2 separate regions of the Mus musculus genome follow, and region 2 is linked to region 1. Evidence: chromatin loops called from intact Hi-C (ENCODE). Cell type or tissue: heart. All regions are shown on one strand. Each heading gives the region's core, and the rest is flanking DNA. Links, peaks and the distances in the headings are about the cores only.

Region 1 (11,771 bases), core at 3,079-8,078:
AGCCGGCCTCTCCTGGCCGCAGCTTCCTGTTCTGTAAATAAACCACGTAGATTAGAGAAACCTTACGTTGTTGTTTGATGACTCTGATATTTGTTCTTTTTATGTTCCCTTGGCATCCTCCACTCCCCACACCCTGCTTGCCAGACTTGGATCTGGATGCCTTGCCTTTGTCCCAACATGGGCAAGCACTATAACAGGGGTGGACAAGCATCCTCTACAGAAATATCCTGCACTGAGATTGCCACTCCTTACCGTTTTCACAGAAATGGAAACTTGGTCTGTACCCAGGAGGCCAGCATCTCTTCACTGCTGGGAGCCCGATGTTTCCAGCAGCTTTCAGATTACTGAGACCTTAAAACTGAAACAAATGGGGGTCCATCAGCCTTGAAAGGGGCAATGTGCTCATAGCCTCAGCCTGACTGCCTCTGTTTTACAGCTTTATCTTCTTAGGAAAAACACAACAAAGGTTTGGGTTATAAATGGGAAAAGGGAGAATGTCTAAAACACTCCAGGCAAAATATGAGTTTCTCTTTCCACTCTTAGATTCTGTATGTGTAAAAAATGTGTTTCTATCTTACCTTTTTAATTCCAGCACCCAAACACGTTCTAGATTGGTAACCCACACAGACACAGAATCAGAGTCGGAATTCTAGGATATGTTCAGAGGGCGAGGCTGGGCCTCTGGTGGGGCTCTTTTTTTTTTTTAAAGGTTTTTTTTTTTCCATTTTTTATTAGGTATTTAGCTCATTTACATTTCCAATGCTATACCAAAAGTCCCCCATACCCACCCACCCCCACTCCCCTACCCACCCATCTGGTGGGGCTCTTAAAAAGAGTCAACTGCTGTCGTGGATTTATGTATTCATGGGTTAGCGCATTTGTCTTCCAGAGCTGATGACACGGTCAGCAGTTAAGAAGCTCGCTGCCAAGCTTGCTGTCCTGTCTAACTCCGGAGACCCACATGGTAGAAGAAGAGAAAGAAACTCTGCAAGTTGCACACACACACCATAAAATAAATAAATGTAATAACAAATTTTAAAAAGCCTTCCAGAGGCTTTTGTGAACAGAGAATGCAAGAAAGAAAAGAATTATAATATTCATTTTTTCTTATCCTCCTATTTTTTCTTTTTTTCTTTTCTCTTCAAACCTCAAAAATCCTCATTGCCTTCCCACTGTCTACAGAAGGAAGTCCAGATTCCTTGGAACACCACTGAGAACTGTTAACAGCCAGGCTTCACTGCCCCCAGGGTGTCTTGTGAAACTGAAATGTGGCTGTTTGCAGTTTGGCTCTCTCATTCCCCACAAACCTGTGTGACCAGGTGTCTAGGTGCCAGCTAGGAACTGTGGTAAGAGGGTTCAAGATCCTGGTTTACTCTGCTTTTCTACCACACTCGCTGGAATTTCCTTCCTGGAGCATGACGGAACTGGTGTAAAATCTACAGCCGGTTGTCACTTTGGAAACATAGGGACAGACTTCTGGCTCACGTGATCTCCAGGTCATTCCCTCCTCTTGGAAAAGCCTCATTGCTCAGAGAAGCTTTCTCCATTCTCCATGACTGCATCCTCTTGAGGCCTGCTCTCCCCTAAGTCAAAGCTGCCTCCCAGCCAGCCCACATGATATTTGCCCTGTTTATGTTATGTTTATGTCAATGGCCGAATCCTGTCTGCAATAGGCTGATGTCTGCTGGTGTTTCTTTCTCACAGGACTATAAAGTCAGAGCTTTCAGGATTTACTTCTGATTCGCAGCTTGACAGAGAGCTAGCTCCCCCGAGGGTGCTTCCCGTTCTGAGCTTTGTTTCTGCTGAGTAGGAATGGAGGTATGAGCTGTGCCTTAAGGCACAACCAGGAGAACCACTTGAACTGGGGAAGGCAGTTAGGGCATTTGCTTTGGGCCCTCCAGAACAGGTGCTTTCTACTCCTTTGCTGGGGTTACCAACACGAGATTCCAGTATGGTGCTGCTCTGACATTTCAGGTGTGCCCTTCTAACAATGGTAGTAACAGAAACTCCAACCGTCAGCATTGGCAGTGTCACTAGAACAAGGGTGTGACAGTCCTGCAACTGATGGAGTGTCATGTTCTTAATGAAATCTGACTCAGTCTGCGTTGGAAGACGTGCTGAACAGACCTTACTTAGTCCATTGTGACTGGTTCCAGTTGGGAGCTATTGGGTTTTTGGTAGTTAAAATAGGTGTCAGTCATAATGACAAATGTCAGTGAAGTGACTTTTGTACTGTATTCTGCTCCATAAAGACATTTATTACCAAGCAGGTACAAACAGGTATGTGACTTGCTTTGCAGGCTTGGCAAAAGTCCCAGATTTCTGACTTTTAAGGCCTTTGAAAGTCGCTGGCCTGCGAGTTTCACCAGCAGTACATGTGGCATGAGTAAACTTTCTGCTCACACCCTCCAGTAAGCAGCACACGACTAATGTAAAACAGGAACTGGGTACCATCGAAGACATGGCAAAAGACAGCTGGTCCATTTGATGTCTGGACCTGTTCGTGTGAGGTCAAGAGAGTTCATTCAAGATGCCAAGGTCTACCCTACCACCCCATCTCATGTAGCCCGGGCTGGCTTCAAGTGTGCTATATATGTTAGAAGATGTTCATCCTGATCTTCTGATCTTCCTGCCATCCCCTGACTGCCAGGGGATGTAGCATCATGCATGGCTTTTTACGATGCTAGGGATTAGATCGAATCCAAGGCTTCGTGCACACTACACCAACTCTCTACCAACTGAACCATATCCCCAGCTCTCTCACTGTTCATTTCTCTCTCCAAAGAGCAATTCTCTCCCAACTCTGTTTGTTCATAATCAATGCCTAGGGTGTCAGTGGTGAGTCCCCTGCAGGCCTTACAGTAGGCAGGGAACAAACCATCAGGGTGAGGTAAGAAGGAAACTCTGGCCAGTCTAATTTTATTGTAACCGGTGCTGACTTCTATCATCTGGCCTACATCATTTTACTTTAGCCATGTTTAATTATGCACAGCACAATTTTGGAAAAAAAAAAAGGTATTCAGATAACAATTAACTCAGTCCCAAGTGTACCACAATTTAAGACACGTTTACATAGAGATGCTTTACAAAGTACATCTGGCTTCCTTTCACAAGAATGGGTACTGTTGTCTCCGAGACAGTGCCCAAGGTCTTAGGGTCTAGGCAGCTGGTCTGAGGTAAACATAACACTTGTGGGTGTCAGGATTGACCTGGCTCTAAGATAACACAGACGTCACTTAGGCTGTCTTAAAGCATACGTGACATCACTCATAAGAATAGGTTTTATGGTCTAAAAGCAAAGCTCAAGGTTTAGGGAAAAGGGTCTGAGATAAGTTGATTCTGGGCAATAGAGGCAGAGTTTGTCTTACCAGACAGCAAAGGACCACAGGCTGATTCCACCACTCCTGGCCTTCCAGTCCACTGAAGAGGTAAGCTGTGTGTGTAACTTTCCTGGCTTCTCCAGTGTTTTTCTATGTGCACAAGGTCCCCCTCCCCACTCTGCAGGTGTCCTGAAACAAGGAAATGTGAGTTCTTAATTAGTTTTTCAAAAGTTAACAAATTCCGGTAGAGATGATATAGTGGCTCAGTTCAAATGTCGGTTAACTGCCCTCCAGAGTTTAGAATACAACTGATGTACACAGTCTATCCTGAACTGTTAGAGCAACTTAGAGACAAGATGACAGCTGGTTGTCTGGGAAATAAGACCTTAGGTGGTAGAGGTAGTGCCAGGGGAGTTTCACTTCGAGGATCTTTTTCTCCTCTCTGAGACGCCTGAACACACTGAGCACCACAGCATCCAAGGAACATCAGAAAGGGTCTCTGGTCTTAAGTCCACCCCAGTCAGGCCATACACACGCACACATGAGTGCACACAGACATGCACACACATGCTCACACTCAAAAGGCTCATTGGCAGATCTGTTGTGCTTATAACATCCACATCTTTTGGATCAAACTTGCACACACAGATCTTTACAGTCTTGGTCCTGGGTACCTTGCAGGCAAGCTGATGGAGAGCCTACATTTGAGTACTGTGTGGGCAAGGCGGGACCCTGGGTTTCCAGAAAGCAAATCTCTGGTGTTAAATGCTTCTAGGAGCCAAACCATGTCCTTTCTCTGCTCCACTCCTTCCCTAAGAACAACCAAACCTGATTCAGATATCTAATGAGTGTCTGTGTGCATAGGTGCATGTAGGTGTTTGTGTGTGTGTGTGTGCGTGCGCGCGCACCCATGTGTGTATACATGCATGAGCATGTTTGCATATCTGTATTCATGTTTGAGTATATGTATGTGTGAGTGTGAACGTGTGTGTGCACATGTGTATGCACTTATATATGCATGTGTGAGTATATGTGTGCATGTGTGTTCATGTGTAGATGTGAGTTTATGTGTGTGTGCATGAGTGTGCAGGTACACATGTGCATGTGTGCAAGTGTCCATGTGTGAGTGCTTGTATGAGTGGGTGTGCATGTGAGTGGCTGTGCATGTGTGTTTATATGTGTGTGTGAGTTTATGTGTGTGAGTATGTGCACATGTGCATGTGCCAGTGTGTGTGTGTGTGTGTGTGTTCATAGTCATCCATGGATGGCTTCTTCAGGTACAGTCCACCTTGTTTTGGTTTTGTTAATTTTCTCAGACAAGATCTCTCACTGGGTTCTGTAGTTCACGGATTGGGTCACGCTGACATGGAAGATCTAGGGCTCTTCCTGTTTCTGCCTCCCCATCACTGGGCTCGAAAGTGCTCTCCACCACATCTTGTTCTGTACACAGGTGCTGGAGATTGAACGTGGTCCTCATACTTACATGACAAATGCTTTTCTAACTCTGCTACCTCTCTAGTTCCACAAATATGATTTCTCTACAGAGCTCCGTAACAATCCTGAGGCCATGGCCAGTCACAAGATTCACACACAGTTTTAAACATTTATTTAAATGATACGAAAAGCTTGAAAAGTGTCCTCTGTCTCTCTTTTGCTTTCTGGTCTCCATAGGTGAACGGACCCCTCCACACCATCTTAGTCATTATGCACAGCCTCAGCAGATGTCCAAGGGCAGCAGAACAGAAGAACCAGAAAAGGGAACGTGTCTTCTCCACACAATCTGTAAATCACACGTCACCTAGGTTTGCCACAGTAGTAGTGGCAGAAGGATATCCTGTTGGTTTGTGTCCCATGTATCTGGATAGGTCAAATGGCCAAGGTCAGGATATCATATGCCTTGTACTCTCCTGGTGGGACTTGAGATTCTGTTCCTTTATCTTCTTCATTCTCTCCCATCCCTGTCTCAGACTTGCACCTGGCAAAAGGCAGACCTTAATAGCAAGAGATCTATCATCAAGGATGATAGTGAATTCAATATCACTAGAGGAATCCTTGTGGATAAAGAACAGCATAATTATACTAACAAACAGGACTCCTTTCCCTGGGTTTACAGAGGATTCAGAAAGGGCCACCTCCTTGTCTTCTGATTTCCTACTGTGGTTTTGTCCTGTGTTTTCCATCCCCATTACTCTCCAACTCTACCCCACCCCCATGCCTACCCCCACCCCACCCCCACACGAACCCCACCCCACTTCCACCACCATCATCTGGGAGAGCTGGCATTTGTGTTTATAATTTATGAATGGCTAAGGAAAGCCCCAGCATTCATCCTGAGGTTGTTACATAATGGCTGTTAGAACTCGGAAGGGGATACAGCAGGAAGGGCTTAGGAACTGCCAAGACAATACTTTTGAGTATCTATGCCTTTCTTTCTAAAATTAGACATTAGAGAAAACTTCCTTCTTCCTAAAATGCCATAATAGCAAATTATAATAACAAGAGATCTGCTTGGGGCAGAGGCAGGGCTGACGATGGCACAGTGGAGGCTGGCAAGCTGCAGCTTGCATCACAGAACTGTAAACTTCTCAGATTTTATTGTGAAAGTAATCCCACAGTGTGAAAAGTAATAGCATGCAGTATTTGTAATGAGGTGTGTGTATGTGTGTGTGTGTGTGTGTGTGTGTGTGTGTGTGTGTGTGTGTGTGTGTAAGACGACTAAGTCCAGGGTTAAGTTAAATAAAGGTTTTTGTCAGTTGCCTGAGTTATCCAGACTTAAATTCATTCTGTGAATATTTAGCTTTGAAAAAGTATTTTTCCTCCCTGGGCTGCAGAGATAACTCAGTGGCTAAGAAGCTTTGTTAGAGCATCTGAGGAGATGGCTCGGTGGTTAAGAGGGCTTGCTGCTCTTACAGAGGACCTGGGTTCAATTCCCAGTGCCCTCGTGGAACAGCTCACAACTGCCCGCAGCAACTCCACTTCCAGAGAACCCCATGCCTTCTGGCATCTTGGGGTACCTGCATGTACACAGTGCACATAAAGTCAGACAGGTATAGACCATCTAAGCATTCAGGTAACAAACCAGGCATCTGGGGCACATCTGTTGTTTTGTTTTATAAAAAAGAAAGAACCAAGGTATGTTGGGTAGAGTGAAATATGGTGAGGTGGAAGGGCTGCCTTTGCAGGCTCATGCTGAGGCATCCCTTACCCCTGAAGTAGCAGCCATACGATGGGTCTAGTAAAGGCAGAGTTATTTCAGGCATGGGAAGGGGATTTGTGGAGGTAGTAGAGACAGAGAAAGGCAGAAAGTGGTGGGGAGAGGTAGGTCAGGAACACATGAAGAGAGAGGGGGGAGAGGAATAGGGAGAGAGGGACAGAGAGGGTAAGAGAGTAAGAGGGTAAGAAAGAGATGGAGGAGTGGGCAAACAGCCCCTTTTATAGTGATTTATACCTGCTGTTGCCAGGTAACTGTGGGGCAGAGCCTAGAAAGAATGCTAACACCTGTAACCTAGCTCTGAGGAAGGCAGAGACAGGGAGATCTCTGGGGCTTAGGAGCTTCCAGCTTATCAACAACGAACCCCATGTTGAAGGAAGGGCCTGCCTCAAAGGAGTAAGTGGAGAGTGACAGAGAAGGACATCCAGTACTCTCTTCTAGTCTCCACATGCCCACATATCTATCACACACACACACACACACACACACACACAAATAGATAAATAAACAAATATCAACATTTCCCTATGTATATTTATTGGAGGATGTCACAAAAATAATTTTTATTTGTTTTTCCCTGTTTATACTCACATGAAGATATTATAAAACCATTTTAAACTTTTTATCTTACAAAAATAAAATTTAAGTTTCCCAGATGGAAATTGCCAGTTCGTGCCCTCTGAGAAAAGCCTCGATGTTCTGGGCCGTGCCTGTGAGGCTTCTCTGCATTCCCACCAGCTCCTGCCATCCTCCCTGGCCTATTCTTCACCGTTATGATAGGTGCTGAAGTGCCCCGATGGATATTCTTGGGTATGAGTCTACTTCTTGACAACCCTTTTAAAAAAGCATTGTAGGATTCAGCATAAAGGTAAATACAGACCTTCTCCCTGAATAGCTCCCCTTGCTGTTTTCCATTGTTGGTCAGTAAGATGGGGTCAGCAGCTACTTTGAGGGAACAACACCCAGCCCCTGAAGAAGCAGAGAGAGTGAGCCTCGAGTCAAACTTAGCACGTGACATGGATCTTAAAAATAAAAAAAATGCCCACATATGTGTGGATTTTTTTTACAAGGAATTTCTTCATGTCTAGCATTGGAACCCAAGAGTAACTCCTCCCGCCCCCGCTCTTTTGTTCTTAATGCTGGAGCTAAAATTCTGTACATCAGATCCTAACTCCTCCTGCCAAGGTGGATGGGGGAGGGGAGGGAGGCTAGGACAGGACCAGACAGGTTCCGAGTAGCCCAGCAGAGCAGTCAGAACTGGACTGTGGCTACTGCAAGCTCCAGGGAGAGAATGAGATTTCCTGAAACCTCAGAGGAACCCCTTGCTTCCTGAAGGAAAACAATAATGGCCTGAGACATAGCCCCTGGGAGGTGGCCTATGAATAAAATATTCTCTCTTAAGTACATAAAGTCCAGGAGCATACTTTGCCTGTTTTGAGAAGACTTTGGGTTCTTAATGCTACTGTGGAGCAGCTAGACTGCTGTGGAAGTGCTGGGCAGGCAGCCTTTGGCAACGGAGAGATGGTGGGTTAGCCGTTTCAGCTATTGCTTCCTGAGGGCTCGGGCAGGTTTCCTCAAGCCAGCATCCTCAGTGTCCTTGGACTGCTCACAGAACAAAGTGATGGTGTGTAGTTACAGTTCTCACAGGCTGTGTGGATCCCTTGAGACACTGCATGAGGGAAGTGTGGTAATGTGGATCCTCTTCCCGCACATTATTCCCCCAGAGCAAACCTAGTGAGAATATCTGCAGTCTAGATGAAATAAATGTGATTGACAAACCAGTACAGGTAGCATTAGTAATTTCCATGGTGGGACCTGGACTTCCCAGGTCAAACCTATAAGAGAGACGCGAGGCAAACGACTTCTATTTCTGAGCAGTAGCAGCAGGCTGATCAGAGTTCAGAACCCTCCTCCCATCTGCCCCAGCCTTGCCCCGTCAGGTGTCGGGCTGAGCTCAGTTGAGGATGTAGATCTGAGTTGCAGAGTCATTGAGGTGTCTATCCAGCCTGCTTGGTAGTCATGCTGAGTTACCAGAGCTGCCTGCTTAGCTTGCAAGTTCCCTTCCCTGAGGACTACAGAGAGAGCCAGGACACTGCAGGGGCTACACGGTAGGAGGTATGTTGGAGCCACCCACAGACCCTCAAGGGAATGAATTCACCTTGCCACACTTGGGCTGAAGTCTTACCCATTTCCCAAGTTCCATCTGAGAAGCGTGTTGGGTCGCTCAGTCACGTCTTGGACAGCTTTGATAGTTTCTCTTTACTGTCTCTACCAACTAACCATGAGACTCGAGTTCTCGGCTTGGGGCGGCTGACACCAGGACTCCGTCCTCCGTGTCAGAGCTGTCCAGATTTCCTCCTGGCTTCTCTTCCCTCTTCTTTCTGCTATGTCCTTGACTACAGTCTCAGCTCGGATCTAGTAAAATATTGGAAACGTTGTGCTTTATTTGTTCATATTTTGTCTCAAAACCATCTTATCTTTGGACAACCTGAATAATGATATGAGAATTACTCGGTTTATACACATAAACGTTGTCCTTGGAGTTAAAAGGGACGAAGGCAGAGGATAAACCCAGGAGTCTCTACTGTGCACACAGATGCACTGAGAAAGTAACCCCAAGGTCTTCGCCAACCCACTGGGAAAGCAGCGCACCAGTCCCAGGATTCAGAGCTGTATTCCCCGTGCCCTCTCTGCTGTCCTACTCTGCAAGCAGGTGCTCAGTAGGACAACTTTTAGTACCAGCTCAGTAGAGGAAGAAGAGCAAACCCAAGTGTCAGCAGTGTTCATCCCTGTGATAGCAAGCACACGTCACAGCCAGTTTATACGTACATGTTCATAACAAGGAATATTAAGATGTTGGCCTATCATTTTAACTGGTTCTGTTAATTAGTAGAGACATCCAAGCATTTAATACTTTAACAATGTTTCCTAAGTGGACTTCGTGGCTGAGGTGAAGCAGACAGTAAATAATATTCCATGTAACAGGAAATAGGCTGAGGACGTCTTCTAGAAAATTCACTGAACAATCCAGATTTGGGGGCTACACTTTCCAGAGAATAATTCCTGTGTTGTCTAAGCCTTATCATTCTACACACACGAGCACATGCACACACACACACACACACACACACACACACTCATACACACACATGCATGTGCACACACATGCACACCTGTTCTCAACAATCCCACTATAAGAGTAATATCTGGAAGTCCCTTCTGGTTGGCGCCAGCTCCGTGTCACCTAGAGCACTAACTCGGTGGATGGTCCCACAGTTCACAGAGGACTCTTCACATGATCTTAGGATCACTGGTGAGTGGAACACAACATCGGTTCCAATCCAATCAGGACAGGCCTGTGCCAGCAGCAGGGAAGCAGAACACCCGCCTGACCAGGGGCTCAAGTCCCTTCCGGTCGGTGCCAGCTCCGGATCACCTTGGGCACAAACTTAACGGACTGTGCACCTCACACAATTATCATGGGAGACATCAACACCCCACTCTCATCAATGGACAGATCCTGGAAACAGAAACTAAACAGAGATACAGTGAAACTAACAGAAGTTATGAAACAAATGGATTTAACAGATATCTACAGAACATTTTATTCTAAAACAAAAGGATATGCCTTCTTCTCAGCACCTCATGGTACCTTCTCCAAAATTGACCATATAATTGGTCACAAAACAGGCCTCAACAGATACAAAAAAATATTGAAATTATTCCATGCATTCTATCAGATCACCATGAACTAAGGCTTATCTTCAATAACAACATAAATAATAGAAAGCCAACATTCACGTGGAAGCTGAACAACACTGTACTCAATGATAACTTGGCCAAGGAAGAAACAAAAAAAGAAATTAAAGACTTTTTAGAGTTTAATGAAAATGAAGCCAAAACATATTTAGACTTATGGGACACAATGAAAGCAGTCCTAAGAGGAAAATTCATAGCACTGAGTGCCTCCAAAAAGAAACTAGAGAGAGCACACACTAGCAGCTTGACAGCACATCTAAAAGCACTAGAACAAAAGGAAGCAAATTCACCCAAGAGGAGTAGATGGCAGGAAATAATCAAACTCAGGGGTGAAATCAACCAAGTGGAAACAAGAAGAACTATTCAGAGAATCACCAAAACCAGGAGCTGGTTCTTTGAGAAAATCAACAAGATAGATAAACCCTTAGCCAGACTAACTAGAGGGCACGGGGACAGTATCCTAATTAGCAAAATCAGAAATGAAAAGGGAGACATAACAACAGAATCTGAGGAAATCCAAAACACATCATCAGATCCTACTACAAAAGGCTATACTCAACAAAACTGGAAAACCTGGATGAAATGGAAAAATTTCTAGACAGATACCAGGTACCAAAGTTAAATCAGGATCATATTAATGATCTAAATATTAATTTCCCATTTCCCCTAAAGAAATAGAAGCATTCATTAATATTCTCCCAATCAAGAAAAGCCCAGGACCAGATGGGTTTAGTGCAGAGTTCTATCAGACCTTCAAAGAAGACCTAATTCAAACTCTCCTCAAACTATTCCACAAAATAAAAACAGAAGGTACTCTACCCTTCAGTCTATGAAGCCACAATTATTCTGATACCTAAACCACATAAAGACCCAACAAAGAAAGAGAACTTCAGACCAATTTCCCTTATGAATATCGATGCAAAAATACTCAATGAAATTCTCGCTAACCGAGAACACATCAAAACAATCATCCATCCTGACCAAGTAGGCTTCATCCCAGGGATGCAGGGATGGTTTCATATACAGAAATCCATCAATGTAATCCATTATATAAACAAACTCAAAGACAAAAAACACATGATCATCTCGTTAGATGCTGAGAAAGCATTTGACAGAATCCAACACCCATTCAAGATAAAAGTCTTGGAAAGATCAGGAATTCAAGGCCCATACCTAAACATAATAAAAGCAATCTACAACAAACCAGTAGCCAACACCAAACTAAATGGAGAGAAGCTGGAAGCAATCCCACTAAAATCAGGGATTAGACAAGGCTGCCCACTTTCTCCCTACCTATTCAATATAGTACTCGAAGTCCTAGCCAGAGCAATTAGACAACAAAAGGAGATCAAGGGGGTACAAATTGGAAAGGAAGAAGTCAAAATATCACTATTTGCAGATGATATGATAGTATATATAAGTGACCCTAAAAATTCCACCAGAGAACTCCTAAACCTGATAAACAGCTTCAGTGAAGTACC
Region 2 (11,771 bases), core at 2,474-7,473, 49 kb before region 1:
AAGTCATGTAAGTCATACTTACTAAGCGCCCCCCCCCCCCAAGAGCCCACATTCGCAGCTCCTGCCATTTGGACTTAGAATCTCAGAGGGACAGGACCCTAAGTGATGGAGTTGTCCTAAACCACGAATCCTTGGGAAGAATTCAGATGGCGGCTGCTTCTCTGAACCCTGAGTTCACATCGTGGAGAAGACCATCATCTCCATGGGATGGGTGCATTCTGTCACTGGAACGAGATGCTGGAGACATAAAAGATTGTTTGATTCTGGTTTTCATGGTTCTGGTCCATGATAGGGTTAGCTTCATTGCTTTGAACCTGCGATGAGATAACATGTTTTAGGGGGGACAAATCATTTCCCTTATAGCCAGGGACCAAGAATGAAGCAGAGACTGAGACCCTATTGCCCCTTCAAAGGCATACCCTCACATGACCCAAAGACTCTGAAAGGTTCCCTCTTAGAGGCTCTATCACGTTCTGGCAGCACCCAGAATGGGCAATCCTTTAACGTGAGTCTTCCGGGAGCACCAAGCTTCTAACTCCTTCAGCTCTGTTCCTAGCCACACATGCTCACTGTAGCATCTTCTGAGACATCTTATTTAGAATAGAAGAAAGAAAGACAGGACAAAATCCACATGGAGCAAATAGGGCAGGTGGGTCTCTGTACTGCTCTATTCCGCAGACCCCACTCAGCAGCCTGTATCCCGAGGCACATGATAACTATCAGTGTTGTATGTCCCAACCCAAAGCAAGTCTGTCCATACCCAAGAACACGAATATGAGTCCTCCCCATCCTGTTCTTCTTACATAGGGCTGACCTTCGCTCTTCTCCTTCTACTGAGGAATAGCCCCTGGAAGCTGGGTATTGCTGTATATGCCTACAGTCCCCGTATTTAGGAGTCAAAAGCAAAGGGACCAGAAGTAAAGGTCATTCGTGACTACATAGTGAGTTTGAGGTCACTCTGGGTTGCATCAGATACTATCTTTAAAAAAAGGAACAATAATAATCTGGAAAAAAAGTATTATTTTTAATGGTTACACTATGTTCAACAGTATAGTGAGAAATCTACTACTTCAAAAATCTTTTGGCTAGGGCTGGAATGGCTCAGTAGTTAAGAGCACTGGATGCTCTTCTGAAGGTCCTGAGTTCAAATTCCAGCAACCACATGGTGGCTCACAACCATCTGTCACATCTGATCAGATGCCTCTTCTGGTCTGTCTGAAGAGAGCAGCAGAGTTCTCACATACTTTAAGTAAATAAATAAATCTTAAAAAATCTTTTATCTGGCACCATTGCCATGGAACCTGGACCGTGCCACTGGGCACCTGATATCACCCATTGTGCACCTGTGGTCCCTTTTGGTTCCTGGTCCAAAATGGCAACCTCCAAGGACCACCAGTATCTAAATGAAGGACATGGCAGCTGAGCTTGCCCTTGCTGATGTCATGGAAGCAAGCTACAGGGGAAGATGATGGATCTCCAGCACGGCAGCCTTTTCCTTAGAGCACCAAAAAGTTTCCCTGGCAAAGGCTATGGCATGACTGCCAACCCCAAGCTGGCCATTTCCACAGCCGGCCATCAGCAAGAGGGAGAGAGCAGGGCTCCATTTGGCCCAGTGAAATGTGAAAATCTTCAAGTTCTTCACTCCCAGCATTGGGAAGTACAGTGCAAACTGCAAGCTGCTTCTTGCTTCAAACCCAGATATCTTGACCTATGTGCCTTGGAAAATAAGTGGTTTTCCCCAAACAGAGTTATCAGGGGTGGTTGCAATCTGGATTCAGCTGGGTTCTGTTGCCTGATTGGAGAAAGGCTGGGAGTTCACCTGCTGAGCTGTCATGGATGTGTCCTGGGGGAGTGTGGGGACTCCAGTGTGAGCCTGTGTGGAGTCTCCCTGAGGAATCCGAACCCAGAACTGGTTACTGATGCAGACAAGGAGCAGTGGAAGGAGGTCCATATGCAGGTGGCTGACAGTGCCTATGAGGTGATCAAACTGAAAGGTTATATGTCTTGGGCCATTGGCCTCTCTGTGGCTGACTTGGCCAAGAGCAAAACATACTCTTAAGTGCATACATCCCATTTTCACCACAATTAAGGGTTTCTAGGGAATAAAGGAAGAAGTCTTCCTTAGTGTCCCCCGTGTCCTTGGACAAAATGGAACCTCAGATGTTGTGAAGGTGACTCTGACTCCTGAAGAGGAGCCCCTCCTGAAGAGGCATGCAGTTACACTCTAGAGAATCCAAAAAGAGCTGTTGCCCATATTAGCACTGACCTCACTATGTAGCTCAGGCTAGTCTCAAATTTGTAGCAACGATCCTGCCTAAGTCTTCCAAGAATTAAGATTACAAGCATGTACCATCAAGCCTGGCTTCCTTCTTACTACTTTTATGAATTAGAAAGGAAAACTGAATAGTAAGTGAGAAATACACATGTTTAATAAACACATTAAAAGTTCAACCTCAGTCATGTGTTGTAGTATACACCTATAATCCCAGACCTCTGGAGACTAAGGCAGGAGAATAGCAAATATCCTGACCTACATGAGTTTACAAACAAACAAAACAAAAGAGTTTAAGGCAGGTGCGGTGCTGTGGCAGCTATGTAACAATGTAACTATGTAACTTGAGGCTCTGCACTAGTCATTAAAATAGAGCTCTTCTTTTGTTCTTTTTCCTCTTTTCCAATACTTGCCAACACTCTGGACTTTGTAAACTTTTTCTTTTTTTTCCTGAAGCTTCTTTGTTTGTTTTGCAATTGGTTCTTACTACGCAGTCCTACCTAGCCTAAGTTACTATGTAGATCAGGCTAGAATCTGCCTGCCTCTGCTTCCAAAATGCTGGGCACCATGTCTGGCCCGGCTATCTCCCTTTTTTTCCATTCCAATTGCATGCAGAATCCCCCAAGCCTAACTCAAAAAAGGGAAACCCCCTCTCTCTTCCTCTTCTTCTCTCTCTCCTCTCAATCTTCCCCTTCCAGGCAACTCCGAGATTAACAATTTACCTTTCCCTAATTATAATAAAATTGTTCTTGAGATTGTTTACTTAGATTTCATCTTTTATTCCAGAAAATTAGCAGTTCTGAGAAACTGTTACTGTTATGCTGTGTTGATAACAGGTGCAAACTAGATCAATACCTCCAGCAAGCAAGTTCTTAAGAGACTAAGGTTTTTAAATCTTTATCCATTAATGGCACTTCTAGAAATCCATCCTATGGGTGTAACCATCAAAATAGACAAAGATTAATGCACACAGATAAATACTATTATAGCTGGGGAAATTGAAAGAGCCTATTTGGAAAGCTATTTGAAAGCTATTGTCTTCTAAGTAAGACGTGTATTCCTTCCTACCAGGAAGGCCACAGAAAAACAGATTCAAACTATCAGTAAAAAGGAAAATGTGTACATTATACTAAAGGCAGGATACCAAACTCCTCATGCAGAGAGATTACAGCTCCAAAGATACATGAAGACAATAGGAATATGTCAAAGCTGGAGGTGCTTGTGTTTAGGGATTACATATATTATCTCCTATTTTTTTATTCTTCTGTTCTTTCTCCAAGTTTATACTGTTCCTGTATTGTGTAGTCTAAGAAAAATCCTGCAATCAAACCAACAGCCAAACAGAAATGCAGGCCCTGGGGCTAGCTTGGGTGGTAAAAGCTTGCTGTGTAAGCAGGAGATAAATTTGGACTCCAGTACTTCTGTTTAAATGAATCTGGGTATATGGCCTTGTGAGCTACTAATTCCAGCACTGGGGAGTCAGAGACTAGAGGGCCCCTGGGGCTGAGTTTGGAGAGAGATCTTTCTTGCCTCAGTAAGAAACAAACATGAGCTGGAAGGTGGGAAAGATGGCTCCATGGGAAAGAGTGTGTTCCGCTTCTGCAAAAGACAAGAGTCTCAGTCCCAGGATCCACACGGAACCAGTCTCCTGGCTCCAGGGGATCCCTCAGCCTTCGTGGACACCTACAGTAACGTGTACACACACACACACACACACACACTTTGGCATGGGGTGCAGGGAGCAGTGTCATTTTCCTTCCTCTGCCTCACCTGATGGTCTGTCTTTGAAGAGGTGCCTGGTACAGAAGCAAATTACAGAAAACCCTAGAAAAGTAGGGTTCTCAGTCTAGGCTGTCCACTGTAAGGTTTGGGGAGCTTTTAAACGCCCTGCTTGCCATCTTCATTCCCTGGCCCCATATCTGAGTCTCAGCATTTACTCAGTCTAAGCCAGTGGTTCTCCCAACCTTCCTGACACTGTGACTCTTTAATACAGTTCCACTTGTTGTGGTGACCCCAAGTATAATGTTATTTTCCTTTTTATCTCGTAGCTGTAATTTTGCTACTATTATAAATCATAATGTAAAATCTATGTTTTCTGATGGTTCTAGGCAAACCTTGTCCAAAGGGGTCAGGACTCACAGGTTGAGAACCACTGGTCTAAGGTGAGCCCTGCCTTCAGCTTGTTCTAAAACGTCCTGTATGATTCTGATTGTTTCCCTGAGTCCCACTGCTTTCAGACCCCAGTTCTATGAGCCAGCACTTTCCTGTCTTATTTCTAGGCAGGAAGTCACCCCAGAGCTAGCCAGAATCTCCAGAGGCTGTCTTAGATCCGTCTTGGCAGCAGCTACAGCCTGTGTTGTTTTTCAAAGGTGTTTACTGTCACACTGACAACTGTCTGCATTGAGGATTGCCTTTATGTGAGGCACCAATATAAGTGAACAATTCTCACAAGCTTGGGAGACCCAACCCCCCCCCCCCCCATGCCCAACAAACTGTGATCCTACAGTAAAATAGCTTAATTGAAGCAATTTTCTTGCTTTGGAAATGAAATACTCAACTTGTGTTCAGAGAGGACACATAGAAACAGGGAAATCTCCACCATTATCAGGATTATACAGAGTCTGGTAGTATATAACACATAGCTCCATTTTTATGCCAGAACAACAAATATGCCAAGGGCAGTAAACCTGAACCAACATTACAAATGTATCCAGTGAGCCCTTCACTAAGAACCAGGTACCTGTTCCTAAAGTTTCATTGGGATATTCTCTTTATTGAGTTGCATTTATTTATTTACGTGTGTGTGTGTGTGTGTGTGTGTGTGTGTGTGTGTGTGTGTGTGTAGGTCAAAGGACAACCTTTGGGACTGAACTCAGGTGCCCAGACCTGGCAGCGATCTCCTTTAGCAGCTGAATCACCTTGATAGCCTTCATGTGTTTTCTCAATTTGACAACCTGGATGGGTGCATGTATTATCATCCTCATTTTACTGCCAAGTGAATCAAATCACTAAGATATTTGCTAGCTGAAAAATGACAGCTAGACAATCCTATATTCCCCTTTGTTATTTAAAACAGACTTATTTCATGGTTTTTGGTTACATGTATGTGTCGGTGTGTAGGTGTGTGAATGTGAATGCAGGTGCCTGAGGAGATCGGAGGAGCTGGAGTTCCAGGAAGCCGTGAGCTGTCTGATGTGGTTGCTGAGAGTTGTGTGGTGTTGTTGTGAAGAGTCACCGTGTCCGGGCTTACAGTTTCAGAGGTTTAGTACACTATCATCATGGCGGGAAGTGTGGCAGCATGCAGGCAGACATGCAGCTGGAGAAGGAGCTGAGAGTTCTACATCTCGATCCTTGGACAGCAGAAGGAGACTGTGTACCACACTGGACCTAGCCTGAACACATATAAGACCCCAAAGCCCGCCCCCACAGTGACACACTTCCTCCAACAAGGCCACACCTCCTAATAGTGCCACTCCCTATGAACCAAGAATTCAAACAGGAGACTATGGAGGCCATTCCTATTCAAATCACCACCGAGGTTTTGTTTTGATGCACAGAGACAGCCAGTGGGGGTAGAACAATCATAATGATGCGAAACTAAATATTCTGAGGCTTAAAAGCTGTGGGGTAGAGATAGAGGTCACACACCCAGATTCCTTCAGTAGTGGGACTAGCAATCTAAAGAGAGGAGAGTGTGGGGACCGACAATGGGGCGTGGCAACAGCCCAGAGCTTTGCAAAGCTGCAGCAGAACACTATACAGGCTAGTTACAGAGCAGGTTGAAGTGGTCCTGTGAGCTGCTTATCTGCTTGATGGAAAGTGAATGAGGCAGCCGGCTGGGGGCAGACAGAGAACCTTTTGAAAGACACTGACAAGCCAGAAAGGAGAGGGCAGGGGAAGCTGAGGAACAAAACCAAACAGCTCCTAAGGTGAATCCTGCCGCTGAAATCCCGAGGTAACCTGGGGTTCCTGATGACATCGAGTCAGGAGGCTCTTCCTGCTGCGTGCTGAATTTGCTGGATTCCAGAAGGACCCGTGGAGCCTAGAGCCCCGTTTCAATCCGTGTTTATGGCTCCTTCCCTAATATTAGATGTAACTTGAGCTGTCCCTCAGAACCAAAAAAGCCTCAGGAAAACACTCTTAGAAGCGCAGACGTGGTAGTACACCCCTTCAGAATTACTATGCCCCTATTTATAGTTTTGATTTTCCCCTTTGTGCTAGGCTATCGACTGTCACTTTTGACTGCTATGGTATGCTGGTTTCTGCTGTCCACTCTTTGTAAAAGCTGCCCAGGGTCTTGGACACTAAGTCTGGAAGTTGATGGGAGCTCGATTTTTTTCGTTTTGTTTTGTTGTTTTTAAGTAAAGGTAAATAGGTAAAGTGGGAAGGCTGAATTTCCAGAGCATGTAAATTATCTCAATGCAGTTGTTATAAAAGTTAAATGAATGATAACAGATGTCTAGTGTCACGTGACAGTTAGCCTATAATATTTTGAAAATTCAGTCTGACAGCTCAGCCTCTAACCTTGTTTACTTTTTACTCTGGGCTCTAATCCAAGCCATGAATGACTTTTCCAAAGCATCCTTTGGTTCTGAGGAGTCAAATGCAGTGGAGCCAGCCCAAGTAATGGGGAGGAAATTCATGTTAAGAGATCAAACAACCTAAGGAGAGAAACTGCATGTGCTCAGACAGCTTGTCTGTCTTCTCCCCTTGCTTTCCTGATCTCTTGTTTCATTTCCCTCTTATAGATTATTCTATATCTCTGCAAAATGGTTTTTTTTTTTTGGGGCGTTGTTGTAGTTTATTTATGAGACAAGGTCTCATGCAGCCCAAGTTGGACTTAAAACTCTCCCTATAGTTAAGGGTGGCCTTGAACTTCTGATCCTCCTGACTCCAGCTCCTTGGTGATGGAATTGCAAGTGTGTACCAGTATACCTGGTTTATGCAGTGCTGGGGCTTCAACCCAAGGCTGCACACACATACTAACTAGGCAATAGTTTATCAACTGAGCTATACCCTTAGACTTGGGCTGTCACGTTTCTGAGTAGGTCAACTCTTCATACTATGCATAATCTTAGCCCAAATTCAACTCATGACCTTATATCTTCAATGTCAGCACTGCCCAATTCAGCCCTTGTGTATGAGACTATGTTTGCCCTGGTTTGGGTTGAGTGTCTGTCCCTGGTTAGATTAGTCAGTCAGGAAGCAGAGCAGGGAAAGGCTCTATTACTCAAGGAACCTGTCAGTCTGCAAGCAGGATGACCCAGAGAACTATTTGACAGGGATGAAGTGATGGACTGTTTGACCAGTGTGATTTCAAAACAGATGGTGACATGTCAGATATTTTGTACTTGGCCAGTAAAAGATACAATGCAGAAGAATTAATTAACTAATTAATTAATTAATTAATTAAAAGATACAATGCCTGGCATGTTCATGGCCACTTTGTAATAGTGAAACTAACTCAAGACAATAGCAGATACCATGCTTCAGAATCCTGGCGTAGCAAATATAACATCTGCTTTACCATCCACAGAGCTTCTCACTTCTTGGTTTCTTGCTTTGAAAGAAATATGCCAAACCAATCTCTATTGTTGAAGCCACTTCTATTTACATACATTAAATTATTTTGCTTCTATGCAAATGCACATAGACATATAGATTATGTAGTTTGATCCTATGAATCAAAAGCACAGATTAATAATTGGATCGGAGGTTTGTCCCGGAACTTCACCCAGGCCTCTGATTCCCAAGTCCTTTCTTAACAGTTTCCATGCTCAAGTCCATGCTCCTTGGCTCATTGGGTCTGAAACCTCCCTGCTTCTCAGCATCCTCTGGGTCCCTCCTCGGTTGGGTTCCCTCACTGCTGTGCTAGAGATGTGATGCCTACATCCTTTGCAGTGCAGTGATTGCAGCTCCAGGATTTCCCACGTCTGGGGTCTTTAGCATCACCTGCCTTCCATTTATTTGCTTTCCGTGTGTTCCAAGCTCTTTCCCAGCCTCATTCCTCCTCCTTTTCTGGGAACACCACTTAACTTCTACTCTGTTTCTTCCCTTTGGTTCAGTGTGAGAAGGATTCGTTCTCTCATGGTGAATCTCAATCTCTCTGCTTCTCCTGCAACCCATCTCTACAGTGTGTCTCTTCAACTGCTCTCTGTTTACCTCGATAGAAATGCTTTCTAATCTTGTAACCTCTTTGCATAGACATCAAATGTACCACAGACCTAAATGTAAAACACAAAACCACAAACCTTTTAGGGAAAAATCAGAGAGTCAGGCATCAGGCAATGGTTTGAGATGGAATGCAAAAGCATGAATCATAAGAGTAAGAGGGATCCATTAGATGTCAATGAAATTATTCAAAAGACACTAGAGAAAACAAAAAGTCAAGCCACAGACTGAGGAAAATGTTGATTAAAAAATATAATTCAGAACGTGTAAAGATTCTCACAATTGGGAGTTGGAGAGATGGCTCAGTGGTTAAGAACACTTGCTCTTTCAGAAGACCCAGGCTGGAGTCCCAGCACCAACATGATGGCTTGCAAATGTCTGTAGGCAACAGGTATGTATGCAATGCAAATGCATACATGAAGGCAAAGCACTCATAAACAAAAATTCAAAAATAATTTTTCCTAAAGACTCTCACAATCCAATAAGAACAAAACACCATCCTTAAAAAAGCTAAAGATTTGAGCAGACACTTTTGCACAGAGCAGGTATAAAGGGCAAGCAAACAGATGAAGAAACCCTCCTTTTACTTGGCAGAATGCACATGTAGCAGGTAATGCTCCAGTTACAGGTATCATGTCCCAGCCAAACTGTAAGTCAAAATTAATATTCTCAACCTGCCAGACACCATAGCTTATCCTGATTCATCTTAAGAATGCTCAAAACACTTGTGTGAGACTATGGTTGGTTAAAACTAACACAAGCTCATTTTATACAGAACAGCTCATGAATTTTTAAAAATAAATATCTTTTTAAAAAGATTTATGTTCTCTATACAGCACACTGTAGCTTTCTTCAGACACACCAGAAGAGGGCATCAGATCCCATTACAGATGGTTGTGAGCCACCATGTGGTTGCTGGGAATTGAACTCAGGACCTCTGGAAGAGCAGTCAGTGCTCTTAACCACTGAGCCATCTCTCCTGTCCCACAGCTCATGTAATTTATCAAACGTGTATACAGAAAAGAACAGCACAGTACAGTGTAGAACACTGACCATGATCTCACAGCTGAGGCTCCTGGATTGTGACCGACTCTCATACTATATTTGCTAGCCCAGAAGATCCAAATTAAAAACGCAGAGTTCAGTTTCTACTAAGTATCAATTACCTGTCACCTAAAGTCAAAAGCTAAACTTTAAAAAATGGTAATATTAAGTGAGAAATACAAAGCAAGGAACGTCATATATTAGTGAAGGCAGAGACAAACTGTTCAATATATATACATACACACACACACACACACACACATATATATATACACATCTTGGATATGTGTGTGTGTTCTACTTGGAAAAACATTGGCAACTTTCTTATGAAGTTCAGTGTGTGTCCAGCAGCCCCACTCCCCAGGACTTTCTTTTTTTCCAAGATAATTTTGTAATTATATTTAGGTACAGAAAATTCAGTGTACATTTAACCCAAGTTAGTGGTGAGTTCTTTAGCCTTTGCATTTTCCAGCTTGGCAATTCGAGCCACAGACTTAGGACCCAGGACGTTGCCTCCCCAGTGGCGACGGATCTCGTCGTATCTGTCATTATAATTGGTCCTAATAGCTTCCACCAGCTTAGCCAGAGCACCCTTGTCTTCCGAGTTAACCTGTGTGAAGGCAACAGTGGTGCATGTCTTCCTGTGGACCAGGTGCCCCAGCCTGGCCTTTCCCTTGATGATGCAGTAGGGCACCCCTATCTTTCGACACAGGGCAGGTAGGAAAACCACCAGCTCAATGGGGTCTACATCATGGGCAATCACCACCAGCTGAGCCTTCTTGTTCTCCACCAAGGTGGTGACTGTATTGACTCCTGCTCGGAGGACAGGTGGCCTCTTAGTTGGGACGTCGCCTTTGCCAGCAGCTTTCTTCTCAGCACGGGCCAGTAGCCTTTGCTTCTTCTCTTGCTTTGTCTCTGGCCTGTACTTGTGGGCAAGCTTAAGCAGCTGAGTAGCTGTCTGCCTGTCCAGGGCCTGGGTGAACTGGTTAATGGCAGGAGGGACTTTGAGCCGCTTGTAGAGGATGGCTCTTTGCCGCTGCAGCCTGATGTAGCGGGGCCATTTGACGAAGCGCGTTAAATCTCTTTTGGGCTGGATGTCCTGTCCAATGCCGAAGTTCTTGGGCCTCTTCTCGAACAGAGGGTTGACCACCTTCTTGGCCTCCTGCTTCTTGACGACGGCGGGGGTCGGGGCCACCTTCTTCCCCTTGGCCTTCTTCCCTTTGGGCATCTTGCTTGGCTGCTGGAGAAAGCTCCCCAGGACTTTCTAATAGAAATGAAATGTATGCCCACACAGAGACCCACACACTAATAAAAACTGTTCCCAAACTGGAAGCAATCTGAATATTCATCAAATAGGAAATGAATCGTGATGCAGCTGTACAATGAAATGCTTCTCACTGACCAAGCAGAATGAGCTGCACACAGTGGCTTGGGGGTGGGAGGAAATCTCAAAAGAATTGTGTTAAACGAAATAAGCCAAACACAAAGGCTTGGCTATCAAGCAAAAAGCTTTCAGCTTGAATGACATTGTTATAACATTCTGAAAAAGTCAACACTACAGAAACAGAAATCAGTGGGTAAGAGGACCAAGGTTAAGAGGGGGAATGTTGATAGATGATGAGACTGCTGGATAATCTGTTGGGTTGCATGTGGCTCTCCCTCAAGACTCATGGAACGCCAGCAGTGGTGGCGCATGCCTTTAATCCCAGCACTTGAGAGGCAGAGGCAGGCGGATTTCTGAGTTTGAGGCCAGCCTGGTCTACAGAGTGAGTTCCAGGACAGCCAGGGCTACACAGAGAAACCCTGTCTCGAAAAACAAAAACAAAACAAAAAACAAACAAACAAGCAAACAAACAAAAAAGACTCATGGAGCTATAAAGCTAATATAAAATCTTTTAAAACAAAATCTCCTATCCTAAAGAGCCATACCTCCCAAATTGCATCCTGCTCTCTTCGGTGCTTACTGGACTGTGAGGTCTCTGTGGGAGGGAAGCTCTTCAGTCTGGTTTTCACTCCGCTAATATTTACTCATTGTTTGTCATGGGCTATTCATTTCCAGAAATTCAAGGTAAATGGGACAGTTTTCTCTCACTCAATATACAGCCTAAGAGCTAATTAGAACCCAACCCCATTTCTCTCTAGAATCTTATTTATTTATTTGTTTAGTCACTTCACATCCCAATCAAGGCCCCCTCCCTCTTCTCCTCCCAGTTCACCTCCACCAATCCCTGTCCCTACCACCCCTCCCCTTCTCCTCAGAGAAGGAGAAGCCTCCCTTGGGTAC

What was found. Peaks named below come from ENCODE experiments on the same cell type or tissue, not always from the same donor. Only the 100,000 strongest peaks of a DNase experiment are listed, where the experiment ranks them.
Region 2: a loop joins it to region 1, with 2.2 times the contacts of the local background. A loop is called at or near these places in 4 of 42 quality-filtered maps.

Annotation. Positions count from the first base shown.
Region 1 is chr15:36,346,209-36,357,979 of GRCm38, forward strand. Gm33936 (a long non-coding RNA gene) reads right to left here. Exons shown (of 8, transcript XR_383927.2): 2 at 8,717-8,946; 3 at 7,956-8,200; 4 at 7,412-7,500; 5 at 3,369-3,509; 6 at 253-358. Among named protein-coding and RNA genes, the nearest start is that of Gm33936, 16 kb to the right of the region's middle. In heart, for the core only: no CTCF peak of the experiment used is centred there; a DNase peak (open chromatin) is centred at 5,653.
Region 2 is chr15:36,298,230-36,310,000 of GRCm38, forward strand. It overlaps the pseudogene Gm9501 and the pseudogene Rpl7a-ps3. Among named protein-coding and RNA genes, the nearest start is that of Gm41294, 15 kb to the right of the region's middle. In heart, for the core only: no CTCF peak of the experiment used is centred there; a DNase peak (open chromatin) is centred at 4,572; H3K4me3 peaks cover 1,080 bases; H3K27ac peaks cover 1,606 bases.